Regions from separate parts of the Homo sapiens genome. Here region 2 is linked to region 1. Evidence: read pairs that join two places in POLR2A ChIA-PET (ENCODE). Cell type or tissue: PC-9. All regions are shown on one strand.

Region 1 (2,500 bases):
CAGACCCTCGGAAGAAAGCGAACTGCTCCTGTAGGACCTGGGAGACACCCCAAATACTGTACCGCAGAAGAGGGAAAGGGAGACCCTCTTCTCCCGAACACACACCCCCACTGGAGAAGCTGAAGATCTGTTTGCAGAAGTTTCCAACTTTACCTGGAGCTGAGTCAAGTTAGAGAGCCAAGCAAAAATACAGGGGTAGAGGAAGCAGCAGAAAGGTCCCAGGAGCTTGCTGGGTCCCCAAGCAGCCCATTCCTGCCTGGCACCACAGGGAACCATAGGGAGGGTGGCCAGAGGACCAGTGAATAAAACTCCACAGGAAGAAGGAATTCTCTAGCTGAATTTTGTAACAACTTGAACAGGGTGAGAAGCCTCCTGGCCAGAACTCAGGGGAGGGCGGGAATCTGGAGCGCAGACTTCACAGGTAGGGGAAGAACTGAAGCCCTTTTCTTTCGCAGCTGGGAGACGGATAGCCTCGGGCAAGTTTTCAAGCATATCTCGTCCTCCACCTGGAAACAGACTTAGAGCTGTTGAGGGGAGCACGGCAGGAGTGAGACTGGCCCTTTGGTTTGCATGGGAGCCTGGTGAGGCCTGTGGCTACCAGCTTTCCTCCACTTCCCAGACAACCTGTGTGACTTAGCAGAGGCAGCCATAATCCTCCTAGGTACACAACTCCAATGACCTGGGAATCTCACCTCAATTCCCCACAGCAGCTTCAGCAAGACCCACCCAAGGAGAGTCTGAACTCAGACATGCCTAGGCCCACCCCCACCTGATGGTCCTTCCCTACCCACCCAGGCAGCAGAAGACAAAGGGCATATAACCTTGAGTGTTCTAGGGCTGCACCCACTGCCAGTCTCTCTCCACACTGCTACAGCTAATGCTTTCTGAAAAGCGCCACCTCCTGGCAGGAGGCCAACCAGCACAAAAATAGAGCATTAAACCACCAAAGCTAAAGACCCTCATGGAGTCCATTGCACCATCGGCCACCTCCACTGGAACAGGAGCTTGTATCCATGGCTGAGAGAACCATAGACAGTTCAAATCACAGGACTCTGTGCAGACAACCCCCTGCATCAGCCCAGAGCTGGGTAGACTCGCTGGGTGGCTAGACCCAGACAAATATCACTGCAGTTTGTCTCACAGGAAGCCACATCTATAGGAAAAAGGGGAGAGTCAAGGGAACACCCTGTGGGACAAAAGAAACTGAACAAAAGGCTTCAGCCCTAGACCTTCCCTCTGAAAGAGCCTATCCAAATGAGAAGGAACCAGAAAACCAACCCAGGTAATATGATAAAACAAGGCCCTTCAACACCCCCCACTAAAATCATACTACTTCATCAACAATGGATCCAAACCAAGAAGAAATCCCTGATTTACCTGAAAAACAATTCAGGTGGTTAGTTATTAAGCTAATCAGGGAAGGATCAGAGAAAGGCGAAGCCCAATGCAAGGAAATCCAAAAAATGATACAAGAAATGAAGGGAGAAATATTCAAGGAAATAGATAGCTTAAAGAAAAAACAATAAAAAAATTCAGGAAACTTTAGTCACACTTTTAGAAATGCAAAATGCTCTGGAAAGTCTCCGCAATAGAATTGAACAAACAGAAGAAAGAAATTCAGAGCCTGAGGACAAAGTCTTCAAATTAACCCAATCCAACAAAGAAAAAAAATAAGAAAATATGAACAAAGCCTCCAAGAAGTCTGGGGTTATGTTAAATGATGAAACCTAAGAATAATCAGTGCTCCTGAGGAAGAAGAGAATTCTAAAAGCCTGGAAAACATATTGGGGGGAATAATTGAGGAAAACTTCCCCGGCCTTGCGACAGACCTAGACATCTAAATACAAAAAGCACAAAGAACACCTGGTAAATTCATCGCAAAAGATCTTTGCCTAGGCACATTGTTATCAGGTTATCCAAAGTTAAGATGAAGGAAAGAATCTTAAGAGCTGTGAGACAGAAGATGCAGGTAACCTATAAAGGCAAACCTATCAGATTAACAGCAGATTTCTTTGCAGAAACCCTACAAGCTAGAAGGGATGGGGGACCTATCTTCAGCCTCCTCAAACATAATAATTATCAGCCAAGAATTTTGTATTCGGTGAAACTAAGCATCACATATGAAGGAAAGATACAGTCATTTTCAGACAAACAAATGCTGAGAGAATTTGCCATTACCAAGCCACCATTATAAGAACTGCTAAGAGGAGCTCTAAATCTTGAAACAAATCCTGGAAACACATCAAAACAGAACCTCGTTAAAGCATAAATCACACAGGACCTGTAAGACAAAAATACAAGTGAAAAAGCAAAAACAAAAACCGAAAAACCCCAAAGTACACCAGCAACAAAGGGCACGTTGAAAGCAATGGTACCTCACATTTCAATACTAACATTTAATGTAAATGGCCTAAATGCTCCACTTGAAAGATACAGAAACACAGAGTGGATAAGAACTCACCAACAAACTATCTGCTGCCTTCAGGAGACTCACCTAACA
Region 2 (2,500 bases), 360 kb before region 1:
GAAATGGTTGTATTAGATGTTCTCTATCATTTAATAATATACTTGTGGACTAAAAGATATAAGTGCTGTATAAAATCAGCCAATTATGTTAAACTAGCATATCTGCCTTTATTGTGTTTGTCATTAGCCTGAGTAGAAAGGCCTTTAAAATTTTTTTAGAAAGCATTTGAATGCATTTTGTTTGGTATTGTATTTATTCAATAAAGTATTTAATTAGTGCTAAGTGTGAACTGGACCCTGTTGCTAAGCCCCAGCAAGCAATCCTAGGTAGGGTTTAATCCCCAGTAAAATTGCCATATTGCACATGTCTTAATGAAGTTTGAATGTTAAATAAATTGTATATTCACTTTAAAGGTGCTTTTGGTCATTTTATTTTTATTACAACTTCATTATTTACAAAACCCCCCATCCAGATATATTCACGTTAACAATTCTGAGATAACTGCTGCATCACAGTTGCACAAAGGCTGATGAGTTGCAAATGTTCATCAGCACCATCTGCTAGGCATTTGTCAACTTCCTACGAGAAAAATTTAAGAAATTAGCATCCTTCAGGTAGTTAAATGTTCCATTGACATGTGCAAAGTACCTACTTACGGCAAGTTTTTCTGTGATAATAGACTTCTGTTTATCAGATAAGTTATTTTCTACAACCACATCATGGAGTTGATTGACGAGCTGAGTTGCTGCATGACCCTCATCTATTAAATCCTATAATAAAAAAAACTTTTGGTATGATGACTTAATATTCCTTTCCCCAAAGTTAGTAAGCTGACTTTACCTTGACCACAGCTTCTAGTTTGTCAAAAGAGCCACTCTGACAGGCAGCAAATACTCCATCAATTTTCTCAGCTGGTATTACCTAGGTAATTGAATGTTCGGTATTAAAGATGTTTCTAGGTGAGACTAGACATACACTCTGCCAACTGGCCCCCGTGCCCCCAGTCATTTCTGTTCCACACCTAAGTTCCATACTTTCCTGGGAAGGCTTTGGGAGAACGGAAAGGGCCAGAGTAACTCCAGTCACCACTAAGCAACCAAGGTGCTAACAACTGTGCTTTTAAAGCCCTTTAATGGCTTTGTGAACTTCCAAGTTTGGGCACACATGGATTATAGCTTGTTCTGGTCAGTGGATGAAGATTAAGTTTTCCCCTAGCGGCTATAACGATTCCTCAGAACAGTGGCCAAGATCAATCAAAAAGACTGATTTCTTTAAAGGGGAAGTGCCCTTTCTCTCAATGTCTCCATGTAAAGATGCCACTAATGAGATTGGTTTAAAAAGTCCACAATATCCAGAAAATTAAAGAGGATTAGTGGTACCAGTCTTGTCATATGGAAGGCCTACCGTGAAGGTGAAAAACGTCATAGAAACAAAGAGGATTAGTGGTACCAGTCTTGTCATATGGAAGGCCTACCGTGCAGGTGAAAAATGTCACAGAAACAAAAGTTGTTAAGTAGTAGTGATTCTGAAGTGAGTTTTTACATGGGAGTATCCAAAGACAAGTGGGGTACTCCATTCTCTTTAATAAATGATTACTGTAAGTTGGATATGCCTTTTGTTTATATACAACTGGCAAAATAGTTTTCATGTATAAGAACATCTGCTAAAATTGATTTAACTGCCAAAGGCATCTCTTATAAAATCTAAAAACTGAAGGCTGGGTGCGGTGGCTCCCACCTATAATCCCAGCACTTTGGAAGGCTAAGCGGGGGGCGGATCACCTGAGGTCAGGAGTTCCATACCAGCCTGGTCAACCAACATCGTGAAACCCCGTCTCTACTAAAAATATACAAATTAGCTGGGCATGGTGGCAGGTGCCTGTAATCCCAGCTAATTGGGAGGGTGAGGCGGGAGGTGGAGGTTGCAGTGAGTCGGTATTGCGTCACTGCACTCCAGCCTGGGCGACACAGCAAGACTCTGTCTCAAAAAAAAAAAAACAAAAAAACTAACAACTGAAAGTGTCCTTTTCTTTCCTGAAATGTCTGTTACATGCCTGACAAACTGAAAAGTCAGTGCTATCTCCTCACCTCAAACACTCTGATACTCCCAGGTTATTCCCTTATACTTCCTAGTGCAGTACTTGGCACTTGCTAAACACCCAGTATTTGTTGGATGAAAATTTCCTAAAAGCCACAAAAAAGCCAACTAAAAAGAAATTCAGAATATCCAGTACTCTTACCCCGGCAATGTCTGTAATCACTTTCTCTGTGATCTCCTTTCCACCTGTTAATCGAGTAGCGCTTTGAAGAAATGTAATGGCTTTTCTTAAGTCTCCTTCTGACACTTTAACAAGATAAGCTATTCCCTGAAGAGAAAAGAGTTGTTTTTAACCTATGATGGCCAATTAAGGATTTATAACTTTAATTTTAAAATGTTTAATAAAAGTGAAAAACCCTGTTTTAGTCTAGAGTTAATGAGAAAAAACATTTCTGTTTTGGGAGAAAATATGATCAGTCTAGGGGCCGGGTACAATGGAAGGATAGAGATCTCTTGCTTCTG

The links. Peaks named below come from ENCODE experiments on the same cell type or tissue, not always from the same donor. Only the 100,000 strongest peaks of a DNase experiment are listed, where the experiment ranks them.
Region 2: POLR2A ChIA-PET joins it to region 1 with 12 read pairs; 7 of 35 experiments call an interaction of 5 or more read pairs at or near these places.

The regions. Positions count from the first base shown.
Region 1 is chr3:187,149,912-187,152,411 of GRCh38, forward strand. No RefSeq gene overlaps it. Among named protein-coding and RNA genes, the nearest start is that of RPL39L, 12 kb to the left of the region's middle. In PC-9, a CTCF peak has its summit at 934 (motif pointing left); no DNase peak of the experiment used is centred here.
Region 2 is chr3:186,789,545-186,792,044 of GRCh38, forward strand. EIF4A2 (eukaryotic translation initiation factor 4A2) reads left to right here. Exons shown (of 11, transcript NM_001967.4): 11 at 1-353. It overlaps RFC4 (replication factor C subunit 4), which reads right to left. Exons shown (of 11, transcript NM_002916.5): 8 at 2,181-2,306; 9 at 782-862; 10 at 598-711; 11 at 356-520. The coding sequence ends at 425. Among named protein-coding and RNA genes, the nearest start is that of SNORA4, 3.2 kb to the left of the region's middle. In PC-9, CTCF peaks have their summits at 871 and 1,165; DNase peaks (open chromatin) are centred at 997, 1,177, 1,387 and 1,747; H3K27ac peaks cover 1,891 bases.